4 separate regions of the Homo sapiens genome follow, and all the other regions are linked to region 4. Evidence: chromatin loops called from intact Hi-C (ENCODE). Cell type or tissue: heart left ventricle. All regions are shown on one strand.

Evidence for each region. Hi-C counts contacts between places; a loop is a spot of excess contacts. Peaks named below come from ENCODE experiments on the same cell type or tissue, not always from the same donor. Only the 100,000 strongest peaks of a DNase experiment are listed, where the experiment ranks them.
Region 1: it touches region 4 in a loop (7-fold over the local background); 39 of 110 quality-filtered maps call a loop at or near these places.
Region 2: it touches region 4 in a loop (6-fold over the local background); 26 of 110 quality-filtered maps call a loop at or near these places.
Region 3: it touches region 4 in a loop (2.4-fold over the local background); 2 of 110 quality-filtered maps call a loop at or near these places.

What each region holds. Positions count from the first base shown.
Region 1 is chr15:76,188,007-76,193,006 of GRCh38, reverse strand. It overlaps TMEM266 (transmembrane protein 266), which reads right to left. Exons shown (of 11, transcript NM_152335.5): 9 at 850-1,039. Among named protein-coding and RNA genes, the nearest start is that of ETFA, 120 kb to the left of the region's middle. RefSeq lists an enhancer at 1,906-1,975 and a silencer at 2,757-2,910. In heart left ventricle, a CTCF peak has its summit at 2,071 (motif pointing left); a DNase peak (open chromatin) is centred at 2,076; H3K4me3 peaks cover 216 bases; H3K27me3 peaks cover 4,195 bases.
Region 2 is chr15:76,233,307-76,238,306 of GRCh38, reverse strand. All of the region lies in intron 9 of ETFA (electron transfer flavoprotein subunit alpha), which reads left to right. Among named protein-coding and RNA genes, the nearest start is that of ETFA, 76 kb to the left of the region's middle. RefSeq lists an enhancer at 3,304-3,993. In heart left ventricle, a CTCF peak has its summit at 2,897 (motif pointing left); no DNase peak of the experiment used is centred here.
Region 3 is chr15:76,662,903-76,667,902 of GRCh38, reverse strand. It overlaps SCAPER (S-phase cyclin A associated protein in the ER), which reads left to right. Exons shown (of 32, transcript NM_020843.4): 21 at 2,114-2,250. Among named protein-coding and RNA genes, the nearest start is that of MIR3713, 79 kb to the right of the region's middle. In heart left ventricle, no CTCF peak of the experiment used is centred here; no DNase peak of the experiment used is centred here; H3K27ac peaks cover 210 bases.
Region 4 is chr15:76,864,898-76,869,897 of GRCh38, reverse strand. The region is part of intron 2 of SCAPER (S-phase cyclin A associated protein in the ER); the gene reads left to right. Among named protein-coding and RNA genes, the nearest start is that of SCAPER, 38 kb to the left of the region's middle. In heart left ventricle, CTCF peaks have their summits at 2,775 and 2,975 (motif pointing right); no DNase peak of the experiment used is centred here; H3K27ac peaks cover 1,053 bases.

The DNA.
Region 1 (5,000 bases), 680 kb after region 4:
CACTGCCCTGCAGGGGACACGGCATGCCAAGGCAGAGTGGCTCCTGGATGAAGCTGGGGTTTTGGGTCCCACAGCCCGAGTTCCCAGCCCAGTACCACCATTTCCTGGCTTGGGTGGCCCCGTGCAATTCCCGAAACCTCTGAGCCTCGCAGCAGCCCTGTGAGGAAGCCTCAGTACTGCTCCTACTTGACAGCTGGCAAAACTAAGGCCCCAAGAGAGTCCCATCACATAACTGGCTGACAGAAGAGTTGGGATTTGAATCTCGAAATAACTCCCTTCCATACAGGACCCTACCCTGGGCTATCGCTCGTGTTCCCATCTCCACCAACATCACCGTCTCGTGAATTCTCACCGTCTGCAAGGCTCAAGCTCTGGGCTACTGTGGCCCCGGGCCTGGACTTGTTTGGGCCCCAGTAGGTGGTAGTCCAGTAGGAAGCCCCAGACCTCTGTCTGGAAGCCTGGCTCTGCCACTTATTAGCGATGCGCCTTTGGACGGCTTTCCTGGGTCTCGGTTTCTTCAGCCATACAACAGAAAAGTCACACCTCCTCCTCCGGCTACCGCGAGGACAGGGAAGACACCACACACAACGCACGCCAGTGGCCACAGGCATGAAATGGGGACGAGTCATTTCTAGTTTGGGTCGGTGGCTGGACTACATGCTCTCTCCTGGGCTCTGACAGGCAGTACCGAGGCTACTGATCTGAGCGTGTCCCCCAATCACGAGTGAAGGAGGGGCACACACCTGAAAGGAACCCCATCCACTCTGCGCACAGTCCCGGGGCGCGAGAGGGAGGCGAGGGGGATCCCCGGCCGTGACACTCTGGGGCCGGGTGGAGACCCGGGCTTACCTTGCGAGGGCTGCAGCTCCTCCACGACGCTCTCGGCCGCCGTCTCCTCGTCCCACGTGCCGGCCTCCAACACTTTGAAGCGGCTGCGCGGCTGGCTGAGCACGTGCGGGGCCTGGAGCGCCGCTTCGCGCTCGGCAGCCAGGTCCAGGTCCTGCTGCGCCAGGTGCGCGCGCAGCTGCCGGATCTCAAACTGCGGAGGGAGACGGGCAAGGCTGAATCAGCGGCGAGGGGCCGGCGGGGGCCTCCAGCCTGACCTCTGGGCGCTTTGCTCCTGCATGGGGGCGGGGTGGGGAGGACTGGGCTGAGCCTCCCGCAGCTGGATGATTCCTTAGGAATCTCCCAGCATCGCGGTTCGCAAGAGCTTCTTACGGTTGCGGAGCCTTTTCCAACCTGTGCGATCCTGCGTCTCAGGTGCCTTGCAGTCTGGCCCCCATCTCACGGATGCCCGGGAGAGGAAACACAACGTGTTTCCTTTGTGGAAAGGCCACTGGACGGGGAGTCAGGAGCCCTGGGTGCAAATTCAGTTCTAGCTCTTCGCCCAGATGTGTGACCCCAAGGGGTGCTCGACAACATGAAAGCCTCTTTCAGAACAGGAAACCTCAGGACACCCAGGGCCCCCGTCCCAGCCTGGGGGACCCCATCCTGGCGTCACTGCCCGCTGGTCTGAACACTGGCTCGTTTTCTCCACGAGGAGGCACCCAGGACCAGACCGATTCAGTCCAAGCCGTGTGGCTTCCTGGCCCTGTGGCCTTGAGCAAGTCCCGTCACCTCTCCAGCCTAAGTTTCCTTTTCTGTAAAATGGGGTTTTCACCTCTTTGAGGACTTGGGTTGCTTCCTCTTAAGGGCTTTCTCCCAGATGGCGTGGCAGCCTATTTGAATTTCCTGCATTGCACTTATCACCTTCTGATATTATTGTGTATTTAATGTTTTGTTGATTTTACTTTTACGAAGGTAAAGCACACTCACAGCTGAAAGCATTCATGAACAATAGGGTGGCCAGGCAGCAACCTGGCCTTGTAAAAGCTGCACACATTTTAATTTTGTTTTACTTTCTGTTGGGGAAAGCTTCTTGGAAAGGCTTCCAGATACCTCTTGGGTTTGTGGGTGAGATGGCTGTTCACGCGCCAAGGCCTTCATGGGACATCTGGGCCAACGAGGAGTTTAGGTCTGACACTGCAGGTCCCGGCCGCGGGCTCGCGGGAAGGAGAGCCTTCACCGCCACCTAGTGTTCCCCGCACGCCTCGCACCGCTTCTAAACGGAGCGAGTCGGGAGGGCGGACAGAGAAATACCACGCCCGGGCGCCCTGCCTAAGAGGTCACCTACTTACCAATGCCGCGCAAATGCACCTCGCCAGCCCTGACCCCTCAAACTGGGGTGTCAGACTCTCATCGCCAATGCCTCCACGACAGTATCACTTTCACAGGAGTTGCAAAATCAATCTGGTCAAAGCAGGACTCCTCACTGTCTCTCCAAACCTGTTCCTCAAGTGTTTTTATCTCATTTTAGCTGGAGCCAAAAATGCAATCACCTTCCTTGCTTCCTCCCTTTCCCCCACCCCAACATCCCATCCATCCCCCAAGTCCAGCAGCTGTCCCGCCTCCCTCCACCTCCACTGCCAGCTCTGGCCCCTACAGCCGTGGCTTCTGTGTCCCTCTGCCATCACTCCAACAGGACTCAGGGGGACTCTCCCACACCCAGGTCAGATCATGACACTCCTGTCCATAAACCTCGATGGTTCGCCACCCCACCTGGGAGACAGCCCGAGCTCCTTAGCTTTGGCTTACAAAGCACGTGCACCATCTGGCCCTGCCCACCTGACCAACTTGTCTCATCCTCTCTCCCGTGACCTGACCCCAAGACGCAATCCTTCTTCTGGTTCTGTAAAGATACCAAGCATGCGCTGGTCTCAGGGCCGCGTTCTCAGCTGCTTCCTCTGTCCCAGATCACACGGTGGCCCCCCTCAGAGGGGCCTTCCCTGACCCACCACCTAGGGCAGCCCCCCAGGCACTCAGTTGCATCAGCCTATCTGAATTCTCTGCATTGAACTTATCACCTTCTGATATTATTGTGTATTTATTTTAATATTTTGTTGATTTTACTTTTATGAACGTAAAACACATACAACTAAAAGCATTCACCAACAACAGGGTGGCCAGGCAGCAACCTGGCACTGGACAGCCTCCCAATGTCAGTGTCTATAGGTTCGGTCTCTGGGACTGCAGGTTTTCAGCTTCCTGCCTGAGGCTATAATTTTGGTTGCCTCTGTGCTGGGAGTAGGGCAGGGGAATAGGGCAGAGGGTCCCACTTTTAGGGGGAAAGATTTTCATTTAATCCTCATTTTCAGCCCTCCACCTTTCCCCAGGTCCCTGCCTAACCCAGTGCCCACATGCAGAGCCCCCTGGTTCATTTTCTCCCAAGGACAAACCCCTTGACTCTTGCAGGGTGGGGGAGCTCAGTCTCCTGGCCATGCAGGATTTGGGAGGGTGTCTTGGGATCTCAAATATTATGCATGCAGACCTTTAGCCACCCCCACCCAGTGTCAGCTTCACACTACACCCCCTTCCTCCCAGACTCTCAGGGGTTCCGAGGGGAAAAGTACCCCATTTCCCTCACTGTCCTCCTCTGTGAGCACTTTAGTGACACATGCCCCACTCTGTTCAATCAGTTGCCACTTTCTTGTCTAGTCTTCATTTCCCCGCAATTCACTAAAACCTCTTTCCTCTTTGTCCTGATGGACAAGACTTAAAGAGGCCTTCCTTCCTTCCCTCCTTCTTTCCTTCCTTCCTTCCTTCCTCCCTCCCTCCCCTCCTTCTTTCTCTGCTCCCTCTTTCTTTTTTTGAGACAAGATTGTCACGATGGACAGAGACCTACCCTTCCTTCCTCCCTTCCTCCCTTCCTTACTTCCCTCCTTCCCTTCCTCCCTCTCTCCTTTCTCTTTCTCTGTCTTTTTCTTTCTTTCTTTTCTGAGACAAGGTTTTACTCTGTCTGCCACACTAAAGTGCAGTGGCATGATCATAGCTCACTGCAGCCTTGTACTCATGGGTTCAAGTGATCCTCCCACCTCAGCCTCCTGAGTAACTGGGACGACAGGCACATGCCCGGCTAATTTTTTTATTCTTATATTTTGTAGGGACAAGATATATTTTGTAGGGTCTTGCCATGTTGCCCAGACTGGTCTCAAACTTCTGGACTCAAGCAATCCTCCACCTTCCTCAGCCTCCCAAAGTGCTAGGATTACAGGTGTGAGCCACTGTACTTGTCCAAGAGATAGTTTCTTAATTCTTATGCATTTATGATTTTGTTCTTTACTATCATTCCATTGGGGTTTGGGGAAGGAAATCAGATAAATATTTGTGATCATGCTTGATATGGTTTGGCTGTGTCCCCACCCAAATCTCATCTCGAATTGTAGTTCCCATAATCCCCATTTGTCGTGGGAGGGACCCAGTGGGAGGTGATTGAATCTTGGGGGTGGTTACTCCCATGCTTTCTCATGATAGTGAGTGAATTCTCACAAGATCTGATGGTTTAGTTTTTGTTTGTTCGTTTGTTTTTCAGACAGAGTCTTGCTCCGTCACCCGGGCTGGAGTAAATGGCATCATCTCGGCTCACTGAAACCTCTGTCTCGTGGGTTCAAGTGATTCTCCTGCCTCAGCCTCCCAAGTAGCTGGGACTACAGGCATGTGCCACCACGCCCAGCTAATTTTTGTATTTTTAGTAGAGACAGGGTTTCACCGTGTTGGCCAGGCTGGTCTCGAACTCCTGACCTCATGATCTGCCTGCCTCAATCTGATGGCTTTATAAGGGGCTTTTCCCCCTTTTGCTTGACACTTCTCCTTGCTGCTGCCATGTGAAGAAGGACGTGTTTGCTTCCCCTTCTGCCATGATTGTGAGTTTCCTGAGGCCTCCCCAGCTATGCAGAACTGTGACTCAATTAAACCTCTTTCCTTTATAAATTACCCAGTCTTGGGTATGTCTTTATTAGCAGCGTGAAAACAAACCACCATTTTTAAAGGATTATCAGTTACCTCTTGTTCAGCCCCTAGTGGTGTTCCAGTGGGGCGGGGTGGGGGGGGAAGGCATACTCCTAGCATGGCTGATTTCAAGCTACCAACAAGACGCCCTGGGGGAAATGTGCACAATGGGTTCT
Region 2 (5,000 bases), 630 kb after region 4:
AGGAAACAATATTGGCATGGTATTTCTGCTCTGAATGCTCCAGATTTAACCACCCTACTCATATTCGTATTTCATATAAACAAAAAGTAAACATTTAAATCTCTCCATTCTACTGTGTTTAAAGTAAAGCAGATCTGAAGTTGCTGCAGGCAGAATACTGTTCCAATTCCAGAAAAACATGAATTTATGATTTTATATCATAAACTCACATAATTTCAACTTCATATGTATTATATTTTTAATATGATCAACTTGATATGTCTTAGTACTTGCATCTGGGATATGTATCCTTGCACAAAGATTGTGTTAGAAATCTGTAAAGAAATCATCCCAACTTCCTAGGCAAGCACTGGCTAGGAAGCTGGGCAGAAATTCTAACTGTATGGTCAGTACTAAATGCAAAGAAGAAACTAACAGCTGTCAAAGAAAATTTTTCCCAGTACACTCCCCTGGAAGAATTGTATCAAGTTAGTAACAACTTTCTTGACTATAGATATATAGATAGTAATAGTTACCATTTTAAAGTGAAATTTTTGACAGTTGGCTGTCTCCTTTTCTGTTTAGAACTATAACATTAAAAATGCCTTCTAGTTTAGAGATTTGATGATCATTTTAGAAATAATAGCATTATAGAAATATTTTGAGTACTTTATGTGCATCTTATTTTCATCATCACAACAATCCTATTAGCTGCAGGTATTTGTCTCCATTTTACACATAACAGCAGTTGAGCCTTTGAGAGATTGAATAATTTGCTCAAGAATGCAGATTGGTAAGTGGGAGAGTCAGGATCTGAACCCAGCTCTTATTTATTTAACTGTAATGATTGAATAATGTAGTAGTTTCTTTTACCTCCTCATTTTCAACTTTCTTGAGTTGAGATCTGAGCTTACTAATTTTCCATCATCCTTGTTTTCTAATATGTGTTTGAGGTTATAAATCCTTCTAAGTATCGGCCAGGCATGGTGGCTCATGCCTGTAATCCCAGCACTTTGGGAGGCCGAGGTGGGTGGATCACCTGAGGTCAGGAATTCGAGACCAGCCTGGCCAACATGGCAAAACCCCATCTCTACTAAGAGTACAAAAATTAGCCGGGCGAGGTGGCACGTTCCTGTAATCCCAGCTACTCAGGAGGCTGAGGCACGAAAATCGCTTGAACCCAGGAGGCAGAGGTTGCAGCGAGCCAAGATCGTGCCACTGCACTCCAGCCTGGGCAGCAGAGTGAGACTCTGTCTCAAAATCAATCAGTCTTTCTAAATACCACTCTAGCTGCATCCCACATGTTCTGATATACCCTTCCTTTTTTGGTGTTTTGTTCCATGTATTTTTAAATTTCCATTTTAATTTTTTTGACTCACATATTTCAGATACTTTTAAAATCTTTTTTAGAACTGTGAGTTTTTGAGGAAATATTTTTCAGGTCCATCTAGAGTTTTAAGAACTAAATATAAGTTACTGGAGAACAAAATTTGATAGAGAGTTGCTTTTTCAGAGTATAAACTGATCATGTTAAACCAGTAGTTTTCATCTGCTTTTGGTTTTCCTATAATGGGCCACACCACCTGAAATTTGATAGATTTTTGTCATCTATTTGTGACTCTCTATATTGGCTACTCTTGTTTAATGTTGCTGCCTCTAATGCTAATCTTCAGCTCTGCCACACTGCTGACTTTCCTTTTTGGTTCACGTTCCCATTGAGCATAATAGAACCTGTAAATGGTCTTGTTCTGAGCCAACAGAAGCAACACAGACACATAAGACAATGCCATTCTGTCTTTAGATCTGTTGTCAGACCATAGTCCACGGTTCCCTAGTGGAGTTTACAAGAAGGCTCTTTAGTTTGTTCTATGATTATTTTGGATTTGTGCTGCCCAGTATGATAACCTCTAAGCCACATGTGATTATTGGGTACTTGAAATATAGTTAGTCTGACCTGAGATTACATTATTAAAAATTAATTTTACCTGTTTATTTTTACTTTAATGTGGCCACTAGAAAATTTAACATTAAATATGTGGCTTACAAGATATATAAGTATAGATGTATCGAATAACTCTGTTTGGGGCTTAACAGTGATGAGCGAAAATGCAATGTAGCAGAGGACAGTTTTCCCCTTAGCTTCTACATGAAATTCTGGAAAAGCAGAGCTCAGATAATACATCTTAGAATTCCAGGTTTGGGCACGTGTTTTGGGTAAAGCAGGAGTGATGTTAGTATATACTTACTTTCTGAAGAAAGCAGCCAAAAACCTAATCATCCACCAGAGAACACTAGCCATGTTGAATCCACAGGTTGGTTAGATTTCTGTAAAAGTCTGAAGATTTCATTCCAATCATCCCTCTAATTCTCAGACATGCAGTTTTATCATTAAGCCAGGACCATTAAAACCTGCTTTAAAAGCTTGTTTTGTCTAAAGGACTTAAGGGAGCAGGAACAGATGGGGATAGATGGCAAAAGTGGGCCCCTGTTTGTCAGAAGGTAAAGATATTGTCCCCTAATCTGTTTTCTGCTCCTAACGGCTTTTCCACTTCTCAGTGGCAGGTAGGAAAGTGAGGGGCTGATGAGAGACTGTAGCTCTATCACACCTCTTTTCCATTTTCCTTTATTGGATTACAGATTTTTGTGACCTTGCCGTAACCTGTAATTGTTAGACTGTGAGCTTCTTGAGGACAGGGCACAGAGAATTAGTCATCTTTATATTACCTGTAAGGTACAGTAAGAATATCAACAACAGTAAAATCAGTTACCCAGTGCTGCTCAACTCTTTCCTATTATGGTACACTTAGACAGTTAGAATATTTGTACCACAGGGGATTCTGGCCACCCAGTACTTCAAGTCCACACAACTCTTTTGTACAAATTATAAAGTACTGGTGTCTCAAGTTACTTTACTGCCATCTGTTGGAAAGTTATTGTAATAAAAATGCAGGGCTATAGTGACTGTTAAGAGTGGTGCCCTCCTTCAGAGTTATTCAGTGTGCAGCCTGCTCAGCTGTACATGGTAGTCCTGAGGCTACCTCAGGAGCCCACCTGGCCACCTAGTGGGCTGAGAAAATCAATATTTGAATAAACCTCAACCCGTGAGTGACACATCAATGTGTCTTGGGAAATCTGATACTATGCTAAGGACGAGCCTCAACAGTAACCCTATAAAGCAGGAGTTCTTATAATTCCAGTGTTTTGGATGAGCAGTCTGAGGCATAGAGAGGTTACATGAATGGCCCATGGTCATGCAGCTATCAGATGGCAGAGGTGGGATTTGAATGGAGGCAATGAGGCTACAGAGCCTAGGTTCTTAACCACAGTGATACGGTAAACCTGTTAAACCGCATCAGATGCAACAGTTTCTCAGTCCTGCTGCCCTTTCTATCTCAGCCCACTGTAACTAGTTTAGACCTCAGCCCCTGAGTTCTTTGAATGAGTCTATAGGTTTTGGCAAAGGAAGAGGTATTTGTGCTTTTTTCTGCCAGTACTTGTTTGTGTTAAGGTTAAGTGCTATCCCTTCTCTATATTTCAGAATAAGCTCTGGTCCTCTTCCCATCCTGTGGCTTTACTTCTCCGCACAGCCCCTATTCTTGGCATCACAGAGTGATCAACTCAGACTGCTATCAGCCACCTGGGGTTGATCCATTCTCTTCTAAATTCTCACTCTTCTAGATTCTAAAGCCACGAGGCCTATCTCTAGGACTCTCCCTCCTTCTTTCTGTTTCTGTTGGTTCCTTTAATCCCCACCGTCCCCCACCACGCCTTGTATAACCCTTAATTGCTGTACTCCCTGGCAACATCTCTCACTTTCTCTCCAAATGGTCTTACTATCTGATTTAGAAGGAAAGTGCCTCAGGGAAGGGATTGTCTTGTTATGTTGTGAAGCAGCATCTGAAGTGCCCCATAAATTAGCATCTGTAGAGAGTTTTGTGTATACTAATTATTATTATTATTGAAATACAAAAATGCTTTCTGAACCATGAGGAATTAGACTAAGATATTAGTCTAATTGCCTGTACATGTTTTTTAAAAAGGAGGGAAAAAGCCTCTCTTCCTGAGAGAGCTATCAGAGCCTCAGAGCAGCCGCCAAAATCCCTATACTTGTTCTGGGTTATTGTTTCAGTGCTTTTATGTTTATTCAGAGGACCATGTTTGCAAGACAGTAAAATAAAGTCCTGTTGGTCATGTGGATCCATTTGGACCATTTATTGTGATCAGAAAGGTAGAAATGGCCCTGGAGCAACTGCCTTCAGTTTGTTTTGGCCCAGAATCTCTTATTTCCTTAGTGACACTTATGGTTAAAGTCAATGGAATTCATTTTTGGGGACACAGGGGGTTTTAAGTAATTTCATTTATATTATGTTTATGTTTACTGCCAGAGTGAATCAACATTTTTATTAGCATTTTATAATGCACATGGAGCTTTTAAGACTTGAATTTGCTGTAGACATGTATGACAGAAAGACTCGTTTACAGGACTACTGGTCTTTTCCAATGCTTGCTTTGAGAATATACCTAAAAGAGTGGTGTCTAGCTAAATAGCTTGCTTTAAAAATCTTTATGTTAGAATTTGTTTGCCGGGTTTTTCTGAATATGAATGTTAGTATATTTTGATTAACAGTTTAACAAATGTCCCTTTATGAATGAAATGCTAGTCAGAATAAACTGAGGTGACCTTAAAATTACCTATTGAAGGCTGGGCGCCGTGGCTCATGCCAGTAATCCCAGCACTTTGGGAGGCCGAGGTGGGTGGATCACAAGGTCAGGAGTTCGAGACCAGCCTGGCCAACATAGTGAAACCCCATCTCTACTAAAAATACAAAAATTAGCTGGGTGGGGTGGCATACACCTGTAGTCCCAGCTGCTCGGGAGGCCGAGGCGGGAGAATCGCTTGAACCTGGGAGGTGGAGGTTGCAGTGAGCCAAGACTGTGCCATTGCACTCCAGCCTGGGTGACAGAGTGAGACTCCATCTCAAAAAAAAAAAAAAAAAAAAAAGCCTATTGAATTACTTCTA
Region 3 (5,000 bases), 200 kb after region 4:
CAACCTCTGCCTTCTGGGTTCAAGCAGTTCTTCTGCCTCAGCCTCCCAGGTAGCTGGGATTACAGGTATGTACAGGCATATACCACCATGCCCGGCTAATTTTTGTATTTTTAGTAGAGACGGGATTCTACCATGTTGGCCAGGCTGGTCTCGAACTCTTGCCCTCAAGTGATCCTCCCACCTTGGCTTCCCAAAGTTTTGGGATTACAGGTGTTGAGCTGCTGTTCTGGCTGAGGAGCGTTTTTTTTTTTTTTTTTTTTTTTTTTTTTTTTTTTTTGAGACTGAGTCTCGCTCTTGTTGCCCAGGCTGGAGTGCAATGGCACCATCTCGGCTCACTGCAACCTCCACCTCCTGGTTTCAGGCAATTCGAGGAGACATTTTTATGCAGGTGAATGGAGTTCAGGAGAGAGGTCAGAACTAGAGATAAAAATTTGAGAATTTTCTATGTATGAGTAATACTTCAAGTTACTGCATTAGGTGAGTGAGTTTGGATAGAGAAGAAGAAAGCTCTGAGTATAGCTCTGGGATGCTTCAACATTTAGAGGTCAAGAAGAGGAAAAGGACCTAGCAAAGAAGACTTAGAAGGAGCAGCCAATGAGTTAGAAGGACAATGTGATGTCAGGAAACCTAGTGAAGGAGTCTCAGGTAGGAGGAAATTATCTGTAGGACTAAGGTTGCAAGAAACAGATAAGAACTGAACATTGGCCACTGGCGTTACTGACCTTGACAAGGAAAATTTGTAGATTGGTAAGGGTGGTAAGGGCAAAAGCTGGACTAAAATGAGTTTGGGAGCGAATGAGAGCTAAGGAAGTAGAGGCAAAATACACTTGTTTCAACAAATTTTGGTACAAAAGGATAGTAGCTGATCAGAGACATACAAACAAGAATCCTTTTGAGATGATTTAAGTAGAAACGGGAAAACTGATGATGTAGATAAGAGGAGAAATAACCATAAAAATGCGAGACAAGGAATGGGATCCAGTTTATATTTGGAGGACTTGCTCTTAGATAGGAACAGGTGTTCATATATTATAACAGGAGGGAAGAGAGTGTACGGGCACATATGCACATTGTTTGATACATTTAGCTGTGGGAGTGTGTGGAAGCTCTCGTCTGAATAATGCTGTTTTCCTTAATCAAATAAACATAGTCATGAACTGAGAGATGGGGTTAGGAGATGACGGATATTGGAGATTTAAGGAGAGAGTCTAAAATAATTTTTAGCAAGGCAAGTGTGTAGATTAACTAATGTAAAGTTGCTTGACTGCCTGGGAATACTAGAGGCCACTTGAGGTGTAATTTCATAAATTTAAAGTTTGTAATTATAGCCACATTAATCTGCTTCAGACATAGGCTCAGAATAGGGAGAGAGTTGGATTTAGGATTGGGATTTTGCCATGCATGTATGAAAGAAGAAAGGGGGAAAAGAGTTGAGCACAGGCAACAGAATGATTATAGTGATAGGCCATAAAATCTAAGATGGATAAGGAGGGGAACTTGACCAAACACTATGTGCTCTTGCTGAACCAAAGTTTTGCTGTGGATACCCACATTCCACTTTCTCATCTCTAGGATGTGTTTTCTGAGATGACCTTCTTTTTCCTTCCTGCAGCCTCACCCTACTCACAGGCCAAATATACTTACCTAATATCCGTATGTTCACATTTTATCCTTTCTTCAAGGGATAGCAGATATGGTGCTTCCTTGCTGAAGTTTCCCCCTCTTCCGCCTAGTGAACAGTGATCTTGTTTCCCTCTTCGGGTTCTTAACGGCACTCTAAATCTCTGATTGGCTTGGTATTATAGATGATATTATAGTTTTGTGAATATATTTTACCTTTCCTACTCTACTTGTGTGATATCTTGGTAGGGTTTATGTCCATGTAGCCTTAGCATTGGCACAATTGATATGCAATGAAGTGAAGTCAGTGATGTAAAATCCTTAAGTAAAACAGTTTCTTCAACGTTTTCCATAACAATTGTAGAAACCAGTGTATTACGGAGATTACTTTTAGTTTCATCAAATGTCTTAAACTCACTGTAGTCTATAGCAATCCTATATTATATTTAAATGATCATCCTCATTATTATTATTTTATTTATTTATCTTGCAGGAGCATCTTTCCTTGAAGAAGTACATTATTGACATTGTGGTTGAAAGTACAGCTCCAGCAGAAGCTTTGAAAGATGGAGAAGAGCGGCAAAAAAATAAAAAAAAAGCCAAAAAGATAAAAGCCCGGATGAACTTCAGGTACCTTAAATACCCTTAAAAGCAAAAGAAAAACTTTTAGTGATGTATCTTTTAATGTAAATCCAAGGAAGACAAAAAAAGTTTAAAGTTGTTTGCTTCATGAAAGCCTTGGAAATAACACTGATGAGCCTAATTTATAGCCACTTTCCTTGATTGAGAAAGAAAACTGCATATCGATCTAAAGCCCTTGCTTTCACCTGTTAAGAGCTCTTCTTATAATTGGATGCCAAAGCTCTGCCAAACTTGTGCCTCCTCCAGCATACAATAGTATGTTTAAGTATGTGTAAACCAAGCCTATTTTTCTTTCCAACTATTGATTTTTAAATGAAGTATCAAAGAAAATCAATAGCAATCAACAAATAGAAGTCTACTGGCTGTAGTGTCAAATCCCATGACTAGGCTTAATCAATTTGGTTGCCTGTCACAACAAGAAAAAGTTCAAGAAATATCTTAAAATGGAAAGTGAGTTGTCAGACCTGTAGTTTATCATCAGCCTCCAAAGTGTCATCTGAAGATCAGACAGCTGTGTAGTACATCATTACCTCACAAGCTTTGAGTGTCATCTGATGACGGATGAGTCCGGTTCGAGGACACAGAGATAGCTCTGCTTTAGCAGATAATCCTTTGCTATTCAAGGGCAACTATTCTGAATATGTCCGTATACTTTTACTACTAAGTGTCTCAAAGATGGAGAAGCTTGACCCATGGGATTATAGGAATATAGAACGTACAATAATAGTGAACAGTGCAGTTATCTCTCTGTAGTTTCAGTGTTTAGATAATGATCAATCTAGGTGTCTATTTCAATTTACATAATCAATGATAACTTCAGAGTGCTCATTTAATCAAAGAATAGAAAAGGCTTTTTTGATTTTAGTTTTTGAAGTTAGTCCAGATTTCTCAGAATAGTTTTACGGTGTATTTTAGAGCATTACTGACCTTCATTTCTAGTTTATCCTGAGAACTTGCAGACCTCTTGATACTTTTGAATGTTTTAAGGGCCTGTTTTTTGAACCTGTCTATTTTTAATGTTCACATTCTCTTGGTGAGCTCCCTGGTTCTGCGGCTATAAATACCTCTACTTGCCAATGACTACCAATTTTATATCTTCAGCTTTACTCAAACTTAGTATGTCCAAAACAAACCTGCTCTTTCTTCTTGCCACAAAAACCTACCTCATTTCATAGTCTTCTCTATATCAGCAAATGAATACTTTATTCTAGTTGCTTAGGCCAAAACCATTAAAGTCATCCTTGATCTGTCTTTCTCCTACACCTCACATCCAATCTAACTGCAAATGTTAGCTTTGCTTTAAAAATATATTCAGAATTTGACAACGTCTCTCTAACTTCACTGCTTTCCCCTGATCCAAAGCTTCAGTCAGCTCTTACCTGGATTGTTATAGTAGCCTTCTGACTAGTCTTGTTTCTGCCCTTGTATATTCTAAACACTGCAGCCACAACAGACCTGCTAAAATGTAAGTCACAGCCTGTCGCTGCTCTTGTCAAAACCTCAAGGATTTTATAGTTCAGGTTTCCTCTTCCTAGAAGGTTCTTCTCACATACATCCATACAGCTGGCTTCCTTGCTTCCTTCAGGTCTTTGATCAAATGTCACCTTATCAATGAAACTGCTTTTGAGGGCCTTTTTTTTTAAATGTAACTAATGCTTTGTTTAAGGAAAATCTTAAAAATGTAAATAACCATAGGAAAAATAGTTTTATCTTCTAATATTTTGCCATCTGTGTCCATTCTATGCATACTAACTGTATCTATTGACTTTTTTCATTGATGTATGATTTATTTAAGTGCAATGTGGCGATGTCAAAAATACACCATTTGAGTTTTGAAAAATCTAGACAGTCATACAATCCATACCCCTATCAAGATATAGAACATTTTCATTTCCCCATAAAGTTCTTTGTTCCTCTTTGCAGTCAGTCTCCCACCACTCCTGGCCTGAGGCAACCGCTGGTATGCTTTCTATAACTGGAGATTACTTTTTCCAGTTCTAGAAATTTATACAAATGACATCCACTCTTTTGCAGCTGGCTTTTTTTTTTTAACTGATTATACTGTTTTTGAGGTTTATCTGTGTTGATGTGTATATGTAATTTCTTCCCTTTTTATTGCTGACTATATCCATTGTATGGATATACCACATTCTACTGATAGACATTTAGGTTTCCAATCTGGGACATTTATAAATAAAGCTCCTTTAAAGTCTTTGGGTGAACAAATATTTTTATTTCTCTTCGGTAAATACCTACAAGTAGAATTGTCAAACTGTTTTCCATAGTAGTTGTGCCATTTTATACTCCCATTAGCAATCCGTGAGAATTCCAGGTCCTTCACATTCTTGCCAATATTTGGTATTACTAGTTTTTAAAATTTTAGTTTAGTTCTAGTGGGAATGTAGTGGTATCTCGTTGTTCTAATTTGCATTTCCCCAGTGACTAACACATATATTGATCATCTTTTCATATCCTCTAAAACTGTTCAGTATTTTCCTTTATGAAGTGTCCCAATTTAAAAAAATGGGCTGTCATTTTATTAGTCATTTATATATTCTGACTGCAAGTTATCAGACAGATGTATGTATTGAGATGTCTTTTCTCTCATTCTGGAGCTTACATATACATTTTCTTTATAATAGCTTTTGATAAGCAAATTTTTTTTATTTTAATGATATATGCTTTATCAGTATTTTTCTTTTATGTCTAGTGCTTTCTGGGTGTGTCTAAGAGATCTT
Region 4 (5,000 bases):
CAACTTTGTATATGTAATACTTTTTCTTTATTCATCTGTTGATGGCACTTAGGTTGATTCCATATATGTGAATAGTGATGTAATAAACATGGGAGTGCAGATAACTTTTTGATATATTAGTTTCCTTTATTTTGGATATATACGCAGTAGTGGAATTGCTGGATCATATGATGATTCTCTTTTTAGTTTTTTTGGGGAACTTTCATACTGTTCTCTATAATGGCATACTAATTTTCATTTCCACCAACAGTGTACTTAGGGTGCCTCTTTTTCCACATCCTTGGTAGCATGTTATTGCCTGTCTTTTTGATAAAAACCATTTTAACTGCGTGAGATGATATTTCACTGTAGTTTTGATTTGCATTTCTGTGGTGATTAGTGATGAGTCTTTTTTCATATATCTGTTGGCCATTTTGTATATCTTTTGAGAAATGTCTATTTAGATCTTTTGCCCATTTTTAATTTGGATTATTTGTGTTTTGCTAGTGAGTTGTTGGAGCTCCTCATATGTTCTGGTTATTAATCTCTTACTAGATGGGTAATTTCCAAATATTTTCTTCCACTCTGTGGATTGTCTCTTTGTTGATTATTTCCTTTGTTATGCAGAAGCCTTTTAGTTACTAATATAGTCTCATTTGTCTATTTTTGTTTTTGTTGCCTGTGCTTTTGAGATCTTACACAAAAATTCTTTACCCAGACAAATATCCTGGAGCATTTCTTTTAAGTTTTATTTTAGTAGTTTCATAGTTTCAGGTCTTACTTTGAAGTTTTTAATCCATTTTGATTTGATTTTTTGGTATGGTGAGAGATAGGAACCTAGTTTTATTCTTTTGCATAAAGTTATCCAGTTTTCCCAGCACCATTTATTGAATAGGGTGTTCTTTCCCTGGTGTATGTTCCTGTCAACTTTGTCAAAGATTAGTTGGCTGTAAATGCATGGGTTTATCTCTGGGTTCTCTATTCTGTTCCATTGGTCTGTGTGTTTGTTTTTATGCCAGTACCATGCTGATTTTGTTACTGTAGTCAGGTACTGTGATGTCTCCAGCTTTATTCTTTTTGCCCAGGTTTGTTTTGGCTGTTTGGGGTATTTTGTGTTCCATATAAGTTTTAGGATTTTTTTTTCTATTTCTGTAAAGAATGTCATTGGTATTTTGAAAAGGGATTGCATTGAATCTGTAAATTGCTTTGGGTAGTGTTGTTTTAATAGTATTCTTCCATTTCATAAGCATGAAATATCTTTCCATTTTTTATATCCTCCTCATTCTCATTCATCAGTGTATTACAATTTTCCTTGTCTGGATCTTTCCCTTTTTTGGTTAAATTGATTCCAAGATATTTTATATTCTTTGTAACTATCGTAAATGGGATTGCTTTCTTGATTTTCTTTTTTGGATTGTTCACTGTTGGTTTTTGTATGTTGATTTTGTATCCTGTAACTTTACTGAATTTGTTAATCAGTTCTAACAGATTTTGGTGTAGTCTTTAGGTTTTTTGGTTTTTTTTTTGAGACAAGGTCTCACTCTGTCACCCAGGCTGGAGTGCAATGATGCGATCATAGCTCACTGCAGCCTTGAGCTCCCAGGCTGAAGCAATTCTCCTGCCTCTGCCTCTCGAAGTGCTAGGATTGCAGGTGTAAGCCACCACACCTGGCTGTCTTTATCTTTTTCTAAGTAAAAGATGTCATCTGCAAACTAGGCTAATTAGACTTCTTCCTTTCCAATGTGGATGCCTTTTATGTTTTCATAACTGGAAGGGGAACCAACAGATTAGTAGTTTATTTCTTGTTCACTTAATAGTTCAGTGTAGGTATTCAGCATGTGACCTTTCACATTTTGATGGGACTAAATTTTTTTTTTTATCTTATGACTCTATCATTCTTTAGAGAGGTCTGCTAGATCCTATGCATCTGGCCAGTAAGTGGGGAATTGAGGGAGAGAACATAGCTGATGATGCAGGAGACTTAAAAAAAAGCAAACCCAGACCTGGACATAGCTTACCTCATTTTCCCCTATATTCTAGCATGCAGAACTTAGTCACATGGCCATCTGTCTGCAAGAAAGACTGGAAGGTGTTGTCTAGCTTTGTGACAGGAAAGAAAGCAAGTGGTTTTGATGCATATTGTAGTCTCTGTCATGGAGGCTGATACAGTATTAGTAATTTAGGTTTGAGATGATGATAGCTTGGACTAGGGTGATGGTAGTGGATTTACATTCTCCAGTTGTGTTTAGGAGATAGACTCGGTAAGACTTGATATATCATTTAGTGTATAGGCTAGTGAGCTATAACAGAGACTCCAGAACAGAGTAGCTCATACAAGAGAGAAGTTGTTTCCCCCTTATAATAGTTTAGCCATCCTTAGTTCATCTATGGTTTTACCTTTAGATGGTGTGAAATATTGGTAAAAACTGATAAAGTTATCGTAAATTACTGAACAGGATTCCAGCTTATCATTCTGTAATATTAGGAAAATTGTACTAGTTACATGGTTTCTCAGGTAAGCTGCATGACTAGTAATCTTGTCTTCATGCTACCCAAAGTATTAAGGGCGTTAGTAGTGGGAATTTAAGAGAAAGGTTCTTTTCTGAATTATTCAGAAAGCTGAAAAACATTGGAAAAAAGATACAAGAATTTCATTTTATGGGCAGATAGTGGTATGAATGGATTTTGAAGAACTTGTATAAAGTAGAAAGTTTTATGGAGACAGATACATAGACATTTAGTAAACAGTACTTGTAACCTTTTCAAGATTATGGGGAAAGTTGTTGAAATTATTTAGATATTTTAAACCTAAGAGAAAGAAGTTTCTTTGGGAGCAAGTCTCAGAAGTACCTAGCCTCTTTGGTAACTATTGTAAACACTTTCTTAGATTATGTACTGTAAGATTTGAACATAAAAACTTTCACTGAAGGCTGATCTTTATACTTTTAGTTGAAACATTAAGTATTTGAACAGGCCTCTGTAAAATCTCCATACAGCACTAGGTGGCACACTGTGACTTTGGATGAAAATACACATATTTTGTTGAAGACTCCTGTGAGAAAAGAACCTAGGTTAAAAAAAAATACTGTTTGAAATAGACATCTATTTTATGAAGTATCTCAGAACCATGTATTGCATTTCAAACCCTGATACTGATATTAAAATGCTTAAAACTATTTTATTTACATTACTACTGACATTTTTATAAGAACTGGACTACTAAAAATCATTAGAATTTATGGGTTTTTACTAAAAGGAATCCATTCAGCATGTATTACAAAAAGCATCTGTGCTTTAAAATGAAAAATGATTTTCAATCAGATCTTGTAGTAAGATGAGTAGTTATAATGTTTTTGCTTATCAAGTATTGGAATTAAGAATAAAATCAAAGTCTTGAGCTAGTGGTTTTTCTTTGAATGTGTGTCTGTGTATATGTACTAAATACAAAAGAGCTAACTTGGTAAAATTTATAGTGGAGCTGAAATGTTTATGGAAGTAAAGAATGTTAGATTTGAAGTTTTCTGGTCTAGTGTTACAACATTGCTATTTTGTGATTATCCATTTTAGTTCTTGGAAACTCATTATTTTGTGAAGACTCTTGACTTAGAATGTAATGTATGGCATAGTGAATTTTCTGACCTGATATACACACACACACGCACACACACACACACACTCAGTGTCTCTCTCTGTCTCACAGGATGTTCTGTGATTGTGTAAGGGAATTATCTGAAGTAGAGCTGAAAAGTAGGCCATCTATTTATACTTGTTCATTTGGCCTGGAAGCAATAGTGATACCCTTGGTTAGAACAATGCTAAATGATAGATGCCAGTGTAAGTTAGATAGAACTGACCAATACTTAATGGGAGATGTGCTTAAGCTAAAGGACGAAGTTTTCTGGTGTTACATTGATTGGAAAGTATGAGAATGAGTAGAGAAGTGACTTTTGCAAATCTACAGGACACTGAATGGGGTTTGGACAGTGATCATAGACAAATGAGTTTCAGTGAAAGACCTTAATGAGTCAGGTAAGTAGATGACACATGGATATTCAGGGTAAGGTCAGAGGAATGAAGGAATATGGGTACGGATGTTTACATTAAAGACGTAAAAAGTGACAAGTTCTGGAGAGGAAAATTTGGGTTAGACTCTCATCACAGAGAATTAGAGTAGAAGAATATAGTCTTTGTTTTTCTGGTAGTTGGATATTAGTTGGCGAGTTGATTCATTTTTGTACCGAAACCTGTTTCCTGTCACTCACAGATTTAGCACCTATTGTCATTCCCTCTTTCTTACCATAACACAATTTGTCTCTGTACTGGATCATCCCCATCAGTATGAAAGTATGATATACTATCACTCATCTTAAAAATCCATTCTGTTTATTTATTTCTTTGTTCTCCTTTATGACGAAACTCAAAGTATCTTAATACTCAGTATCCCCATTTTTCTCATCATTCTGTTTTGAACCGTTTTCAGTCAGGATTTTGACCCTACTATACCACTAAATAGGCAATAAGTTACCAATTTATTAGAGTTTATTATAAATTATTACTTTTATCACTTCCTGGACAATGCAAGGCTGTCAGTCTTATGGCTGTTGCTTTAAAGGTAATGAGTTGATTTTTCCCTCTCCTCTGTACTCAAGATTTTTCTCTTTGTTTCAGTTTATCATCAGTTTTTCTGTGATATGCTTAAGTGTGGTTTTCTTCGTATTTATCCTCTTTGGGGTTTGCAGAGCTTCTGGGAGAATTGGGCTTATATCTTTTTCTCAACTTTATTTTATACTGTCAAAGAGATTAATGGGATAGTTGGTGAAATGTAAATGCTGTAATTTAAATAATAATTCTGTATCAGTGATAATCTCCTGATTTTGTTAGTTATAGTATAGTGATATAGGATAGTATCCTTACATATATAAAATACATAGTGAAGTATTTACTGCCAAGGAGTATAACTGCAGATTGTTCTCAAATGCTTCAGGAAAAAAATGTGTGAGGGTATGTTTGATATTCTTTGT